2 separate regions of the Homo sapiens genome follow, and region 1 is linked to region 2. Evidence: chromatin loops called from intact Hi-C (ENCODE). Cell type or tissue: body of pancreas. All regions are shown on one strand. Links, peaks and the distances in the headings refer to the core of each region. The heading gives the core; the rest is flanking DNA.

Region 1 (4,404 bases), core at 227-4,226, 120 kb after region 2:
CTGTTAGCCACTCTAACTAGCGTAAGATGATATCTCACTGTGGTTTTGATTTGCATTTCCTTGAGGATTAGTGATGTTGAGAATTTTTTCATATACCTGTTGGCCAAGTTTCTCTTTGAGATGCTTATATTTCAGTCTGTCTCTTCATTTTTTTCCCCTTCAACACATTCTTCCTTTCCTTTTCTTATTTTTACTTCCTCAGTTCCTAAGTTCCCCAAACTATGAACCAGCTTAGAAGGGAATGGGCTGTTGGGAGAGGGATACACTGGCATCCAAAGTGAGATATTTCCAGTGGCTTAGGAAGATCTTAAGATAACAATGACAAGATGATGCTTAACAAGCAATCTAATCAGTGATAGCCAGAGATCAGATTCTTCATTATTCCACTTGAGTCCTTAGCTAGATACTTGGAAGTCTGGCTCTTCTGGCTTTTTTAAAGTCATGTGGCTTTAGAGCAGAGTTTCCCCACCTGAGCACTATTAAGGCCAGATTATTATTTTCTATGTACAATAGATTGTTAAGTACCATCCCTATTATCTACCCACTAGATGTCATTAGTACTTCCTCTACCCCAGTATGACAACAAAAAATATCTTCAGAGATTGTCAAATGTCCTGGCAGGAAAGAATTGCCCCCCAGTTGAAAACTACTATTCTAAAGCATAAAATTACTGTGTTTTGAGATCGTTTTCCCTACTGGAGCTTGAGCAGTTCTCCTACCACAAAGCTCTGGTACGTGAATTCATGGGAATGATCAAGTGCAAAATAGTTGAAAGAGCATGAGCTTTGAAGCCAGAAAATCTAAGCTTGAATTTTGACATCTTTCATTTGTATTTGTTTTTCGTAGGCAACTTAGTTAACTTCTCCATATTTTATTTACTTCATACGTACTAGAATATGGAAGGTCCTTCCTAGCACTTACCACCAACTATGTGTCTGTTTTTTTCTCTGCCTTTATTAGAATATAAGCTTCGTGAGAAAGAAGGGTAGAGTCTGGTTTATATACCACTGTGTCCCCATTGCTTAGAGTAAGTCAGGCATGTAGGAAGGCCTCATATGTACTTGTTTAATAATTTTTCTATAAGTAGCACAAAGTCCATGTCTGCTACGTAGTAGGCATCAACAACTATTCTTTCAGTCGGTTCTTATTATTCATGGTAATTGTGTTCTATAATGTCATCACAAACACCGAATTAAGTAACTACTGAACCACTGCTCCTAGGGGAAATATGGGGTTGGGTTCCCTTGGGTCTCTGGTAACATTTTCTTCAATAGAACAATATATACCTTGTTTTATCTGTGTCTGTTTGAAGAAATTATGTCTTATATATGTTGTTGATTCATTAATATTGAACTAACAGCCAGCAGCACTATAACCTATGCCTGAAGTAACTTCATCAAACACATGTGTTTTCTCTGAAGGCACATTATGTATGATTTCTCTTGCATTTAGGAAAAACAGACAACATTTCAGAACTATATTTGGAGGCCATTTGAAACAGCAAAATCTTTAACAAAAAATCATAAAAATGCAAAAAACGTGGCACTAACTTGTTATGAGAAAAACATGGGACTCAACTTCCTCTCCTCCCTCCAAACTTGAAAGTTGCTGAGAGACCACAGAGTGAGTTGGATAAGTCCAGCTTGATGAGTAGATGAGTTTAACAGGACTTACATACAGGGCACTCCTGGATGGTGGCAGGACAGCTCTAGAGATCTGTAGCACCACCCATCTCTAAACTGCTTTCAAGCTCATTTTCTGGCTCTTTGCCTGCTGTGTTTGAGTGAGGAGATTGATATATTCTCAGATATTCTCTGGGATGCTGGGTTCTCAGAAACACCTGCTTCTTGGCTGGGCACCACGGTCGTGGCTCACTGTTCAGCCTTCAGGGATAAGACAGCAGACATATGCCTTTAAATGGCCTGGTGGGGGACCTGTCACACTACATGAATAGACCATGGACAGGACACTTATTTACAGTATGAGAGCTGAAACAAGAAGGCAGAATGTCACCTTGTTCTATTTCAGCTGCGAATATGTACCCTGGTGAGTCAAATTTTTTGCCACTCTGCACATGTCCATAGATGACCATGAAAATGTCACAATCATTGATTTGGAGGCTACAAATAAATTCTGGGATGTGGACAAATTTGTAAATACAGAATCTACAAATAATAAGGATTAACTATATTCGTGGACAAAGTCAGTTTCTGCAAAAGAATACAAGAAAATTCTTACTAACTTAATTCTCAGGGAGAGTAATGAAACTTCAACCCAAACATGGTATTTTCCTCTTTTTGTCTAACAACAGACTATGGCTTCTCTCACCAAGGTACCCCCTTTACCAACACACAAAAGAAAACAGGGACTGCAACTTCCTGGGTGAATGCTTTGTTCCTGTTCTATGTTCCTTGTGATTTCTCATTTTCCACATATTTAGGGATTTTCCAGTTATCTTATTGTTATTGATTTCTAGTTCAATTGCATACATTCTTTGATCTCTATACTTTTAAATTTGTTAAGGTGTGTTTTATGGGTCAGAGTATGGTTTATCTTGTTGAATGTTCCATGTGAGCTTGAGAAGCATGTACAATCTGCTGTTGTTGGATGAAGCATCTATAAATATCAATTAGATCAAGTTGATTGATAGTGTGGCTTAGGTCAGCCATAACCTTACTGATTTTCTGCCTGCCTGATCTATCAATTACTGAAAGAAGAGTGGTATTGAAGTTTCCAACTATAATAGTGCATTTTTCTTTTTCTCCTTGCAGTTCTATGTGTTTTTACTTTACGTAGTTTGATGCTCTGTTGTTAAATGCATGTCTTATTGAAGAATTTACCCCTTTATCATTATATAATATCCCTGTTTATCTCTGATAATTTTTCTTGTTCTGTAATCTGCATTGTTTAAATTTAATATAGCTACTTCAGCTATCTTTTTATTAGTGTTAGCATGGTATATCATTCTCCATCCTTTTACTTTTAATCTAAATCTTTATACTTAAAATGGGTTTCTTGTGGAATGTAGACTACTCTGATAGTCTCTGTCTTTTATTGGTGTTTTTAGACCCTTCACATTTAAAGCAATTATTGATATAGTTGGATTAATAGTTATATTTTTAACTGTTTTCTATTTATTGCATTTGTTTTTTGCTTATTTCATTTAATTAATTAACTTTTTTGGTACTTCATCAGAGTCTTGCAAACACTCCATGAGGGAAATATCTTGGATCAGTTCCCATTTAGAGATAAAGAAACCAATGTTATTAAAATACAGTGATGTAACCAAGGTTGCATACAATAAAAATGACAGCAAGAATTTGAAACTTGTGAGTGTTCTTTACATGACAAAACATTATCTATCATATACTCAGCAAACTCGTCAATAAAACTCTGATAAAGCTTCCAAACCACATAAAACTATGCCCTCAAAATTTCTAAAATCTGCATGCCTCCCAAGGTTTGTTCTCTCCAAAACCAACCTAGGAGCCTGTTAAGAACCCAGAATGTTTGCTTTAGTTAAACCAAAACACCATAGATTAAATAACAGCCAGTGAATAACAAATTCTAACATGGTTAGCATAAGAGCAAGAGCAAAATGGAAAAATAGAATTTTTGCTTCTTCACAGAGACTGGTATTATCCATGAAAATCAAGCATACAGTTTCAGGGTGCCAGGTTTCTTAAAGAGCAAGAAAAAAATGTAACCCTATTCTCAGCCAGGCTGTTCAGTTTTATCTTCCCATAGACTGAGGTCATTTAAAATGAATTGTTACAACCTGGCTTCTGAATGACGATCTATTTCCCTATAAAAGTGCCTCTCCCTGCTTCCATGGGGAAGAGAGAAAAGACAAAACCGGCTTTAAGCCCAAACCATAATTTTAGTAATTACTAAACCAAGTGACTGCAGCCATAATTGAGTCATTCAAAGCCAAATGGTAACAGTAATTATTTTGTCAAATTTGAATAAAAAAGAGTTTTTTGGAGGGAACAAGTGGAGTTGAGCTAAGGAGACCTGAGCTGTCAGCCACAGAGCAGGAGACCTTTTCCAAGCAGAGAGGGTCTTCCTGGCACTGTGGTTCTCTTTTGTGACTATGATAGACATTCCTTGTTACAGATTATGGCCTTGTCACACTTAAACTAATCTCTCTTCGTGTTTTCAGGCCCAGATCATTCCCCTGGGCAGCAGTCATCAATTTACATGGAGAGGCACCTAAGGAAAGACAAAACCTATTTATCACACTTGCTCAGAGTGTACTAACAGCGACTTCAAACCAAGCATGGATCCACATTTCAATCAGGCTACACCTCTGCATCATCATAAATGGTGTCAAGATATATTGTTAAGAAAATAGATGGAAGATGTGAAATATGGGGGTCAGTGAACTCTACCCTCATATGACCA
Region 2 (4,404 bases), core at 74-4,073:
GTAATGAAAAAAGAGAATACAAGTTGAGCAGTCAAGGAACTCTGTCAGCTACAGTTAGCTTTGTATGTGTTTTGGAGTACACTTTAATACGGCCACATAGAATTCCATGGGAAAAGTAAAAGATAAGGTTGACAGTAAGCAGAATCTGGATTGAGGGCATCCTTGAATTAGTATGTTCTTAATAGGCAATGAAGATTTTGCAAATGGCTTTTATGTAATTAGTCTGGTGATCTTTCCTAAGTCTCACATCTACAACTTGAAAAGAAAAAACCAATGTGTGTCTCAATGTGCCCTGAGAAAACCAGGGTGTTTCCTATACCGTATGCTCAGAAGATACTGTTTAGAGCAATGAATGGGGGATGGCAAGAAGAGAGTAGCTCCTATTTAATGGATGAATGGATGGGGGAGGCTGAGTCTATTTGACACATTGGTTGGAGAGGGGAGGTGTCTGTAGCACTGTAATGGCAGTGATAGGTTCCTCTGTAGTTCTTGGCAATGCAGTACTTTGAAGTTCTGTTTAATTTCTGCCTAGTTGGGGAAGGAGGGAGATCATCAGGGGATGGACAAGGGTAAGAGAGCCTGCAGGTGTGGTTGGAGGGAGGCAGGCTTGTCTGCAGCCTAGAATATGAGAAGAGCCAGGTTTCTGCAGCTGGGGGAATGGCTGATAAATGGTTGTGGTGGGACACAACCTGTGGACAGTACAGAATAAAACTCTTTAGGAGAGAGGCCGGTGAATTTAGAGAACTAGCCAGCCAGGGGTGAGGGTTTTTGTAGCCCTAATGAAGGCAGAACTGGAATGGAAAGGTTCAAATGTATTAGAAATGGGGGAGGGTAGAGAGGGTCTCAAAAAGTAGATTGAGGAGGAGACAACATTTGCAGCATGGGATGGCCAAGGCCACAGCGTATTCAGCATCATGGAAGGGGCGTCTGTCTCTCTGCATCATTGTTAGGGATGAGATTGGTGCCTCCTCGGCACTGGATAGAAGAGAAATTCCTCTCTGAAGCATTGATTGGAGAGGTAGTCTGTCTCAGGCACTGGATAGGAGTTTGATATGTGTAGCCTTTTTTTTTGGAATTGTTCAGGCTGTTCAGCACATGTTGGGCTTGTTTGTGTCACTGTGAGGAGGTGTGTAGTGTCTCGTGTACTTGCAGAATTCATTTGGGGATTGTACTCTTATGGCTCCACCCTAAATTCTGGGGTTCATCAATGAATCCACTACAGTGCACAAAGTGAGGCCAGAATGTCCACAATACTGTGGGGAAGATTCCAGTGTGTCTGCCTCACTAAGATCTTTGAGAGACCCTAGACATGTGCCACTGACTAGAGAGGGTGTTAGAAGCCTTAGGTCTTAATCCTGGGTATCTTCAATATTGGAAACAAGTGTAGGGAATTTGAAGAACTGTTGGGCCAAGGATTCCAAGTGGCTACATCAACAACTGGGGACAGAGCTGATACTTCCGAAGCCCTGGAGGGTAAGGCACCTCTGTGTGTTGTTTGCAAAAAACTTCGGGTTAAGTATGACTGTATAAGTGGGGCATTCTACAAAGCGGAGGACAAATTGTATTCTATTTATTGTATTTGGTCTGTGTGACTTTACTGAATTGTTTATTACCAAATTTGCATCACCACCCTGTTCACATATCTCCTCTTCTAATGACAGTAGAGGACAAAGCAAATTCTAATTTCTAGAATGCTCTTCCCCATTTGGTTCAAATTAAAATGTGCCAATGAAAACCACTCACATGTGTTTTGGAAAGTGGATGAGAGGAAGCCACTATTTCCTGGAAATAGTCACAGGCTGACACCTGAATAGACATGAGGTTCACAGCAGTTCCCTAGAGAGTAATAGGAACCATCCAATTTAGCAAATCAAGCTGAGACTGTTGGTGATAGCTTCTTTGACCTTAGCGCTCCTAGCTCTTTCAGTGGTAGCATAAGTGCCTAATTTTCTATTTTAAACTCCTTCATATGTGGACAACACAGGGTGGATCCTGTTTTCCTAATTTGAATCTGGGCTGATATTATGACGCCGACACTCCCTGTGCTATTGAATCGGACACAATAGAGGACAGGAAACACAAATTAGGCTCCAGCCATTTCCGTAGACAACTGGCCCGGTTGTATTAATTTAAAGTTGAATTAATGAATTCTTTTGTGACACTATACATTTTAAAATATTTTTTTGGTTATGTTGGTTCTATTTCTGTCAGCAATTGTCCATTGAGACTCTAATGCCAATTTATGATTATGGTAGAAACAAGAAGTGAGATTTTCACTCTGTGTTTAGTGCTGCCATTCTTTGTGAAACAAACTGAGATTATGACAGTGTATAATGAAGCAACAAAGTGATAAACAAGAGTGCAAGTATCAGGGGTCCAGAAACAAGAGAAAGTAGTCAGGACCAGAGTTGTTAGAAAAGACTCTAGGATGTGGAATTGTTGTTGGCATTTTTTTTTAATTGCAGTAAAATATGAAAACATAAAATTTACCATTTTAACCATTAAGTGTACAGTTCAGTAATGTTAATTATATTCACATTGTTTTGTAACCTATTCTCCAGAACTCTTTTCAGTTTGCAAAACTAAAATGCTACACTCATTAAACAACCCTATTCTTCTTTCTGCCTTCTCTGCTTCTAGGCCCTGTCAACCACCTTTCTATTTTTTATCACTATGAATTTGAATACTGTATGTACTGCATATAAGTGGAATCATACAATATTAGTATTTTTGTGTCTGGCTCATTTTACTTGTATAATACCCTCAAGTCTCGTGGGATGGGGGAGTTTCAAAGAAAGCCTAGAGGAACTTGTAGGATTTGGAGACATGGAAAAGGGAAGCACAAAATAGTATTAAAGAAGTCCTCTTATTATAATCACCAAAAAAAACCACCAGAGCCGGGCGCGGTGGCTCATGCCTGTAATCCCAGCACTTTGGGAGGCCGAGGCAGGTGGATCACGAGGTCAGGAGTTCAAGACCAGCCTGGCCAACATGGTGAAACCCCCTTTCTACTAAAAATACAAAAATTAGCCCGGCATGGTGGCAGGCACCTGTAATCCCAGCTACTCGGGAGGCTGAGGCAGGAGAATCTCTTGAAACTGGATGGCAGAGGTTGCAGTGAGCCAAGATCACAGCACTACATTCCAGCCTGGGCAAAAGAGCAAAACTCCATTTTAAAAAAACAAAACACAAACACACAAAACAAACACCAAAGCGTGTAAAACAAAAATATTAGAAATTTGAAAAAATGAACAAAACTACTATTACAGTGAGAGAGTTTAAGAAACCCGTCTCTGTCATTGCATATCAAAAAGGCAGTAAAGAAGTTAAATAAGGATGTAAATAATTTATAATTGATTTTTACATATTTATTTCCAGCTGTGAGTCCTCTAGCTGGTTGACTTTTAGGTTATTTTTATTACCTTGATAACTATTGGCAGCCAAGAAAAAAATGTAATCTAAAATATGAAATTCCCACTTTAGGACAACATCAGTTAGCCAGTTCCAGCTTCAGGTTATCCAAAAAGGCAGACAGAACCATGGAAAGAAAGCCAGAATGAATCAGAGTTCCTGTTGCTGATTAATTCTAGGTCTTTCTGTGAGGTACTTTCTTCCTTTACTTTATTTCCTTATCCATAAAATTGGCAAGAATCGTATCTAAGGTCTTCTTCAAGTCCAATATTCTGTGACATTATGCATATAACTGTTATTCAGATAAAAGGAGATGAAATTTTAATATTCATATGACAAGTGTTGATGATGGTATGTTCCATGCAGGTCCTGTACTATTTGGTGGGAATGGATATGTGAAGATATAAACTAGGGACCACCCAACTATGTCTGAATGTTTGGGGAATGGTCTGTAGGAGATAGACCTTCCTAATGTTTCTCAAAAACATTTTGAGAAAATACATAGTATATTTAGAGAATAGAGAAACATATCCATCATTTTCTTTCCAATGAGTAATTCATGATCCTCAAAATATATTGCACAATTCTCTTTCATGCTACTGGTTCCTGTGATGATTTTAGAACTAGATCAAGAAAACAAGTTATTTCATCTGAGAAATCACCCCACTGGGCCAAAGCATAAATATAAAGTTTGTGATGTTATAAAGGAAGATGGGAGTACAAGAAAACAGGAATCAAGCAGACACTCTAAAGTTTGAAAAATCAATTGGAGTTAAAAGAAGATCAGTTAAGAAAGGAAGCATAGTAGCAGTCGCTCTGAAGGTTAGTTATTGATAGCTCAATCCAAGGTGCTCCTATTTGGTCCTTGCAGACACCAAGAGAGGGTGATAAAGAATACTTGAATTCTAGTAAGATCAGTTTCATCTTGTCACAAAGAAATACAATTGCTATTTCAATGAAAATTAGAAAGGGCATTATTCAATAAGTATCTAG

The links. A loop is a pair of places that touch in the nucleus more often than their neighbours do. Peaks named below come from ENCODE experiments on the same cell type or tissue, not always from the same donor. Only the 100,000 strongest peaks of a DNase experiment are listed, where the experiment ranks them.
Region 1: a loop joins it to region 2, with 5 times the contacts of the local background. A loop is called at or near these places in 1 of 110 quality-filtered maps.

Annotation. Positions count from the first base shown.
Region 1 is chr9:104,263,509-104,267,912 of GRCh38, reverse strand. No RefSeq gene overlaps it. Among named protein-coding and RNA genes, the nearest start is that of SMC2, 170 kb to the right of the region's middle. In body of pancreas, for the core only: no CTCF peak of the experiment used is centred there; a DNase peak (open chromatin) is centred at 1,862.
Region 2 is chr9:104,380,498-104,384,901 of GRCh38, reverse strand. No RefSeq gene overlaps it. Among named protein-coding and RNA genes, the nearest start is that of OR13F1, 120 kb to the left of the region's middle. In body of pancreas, for the core only: no CTCF peak of the experiment used is centred there; no DNase peak of the experiment used is centred there.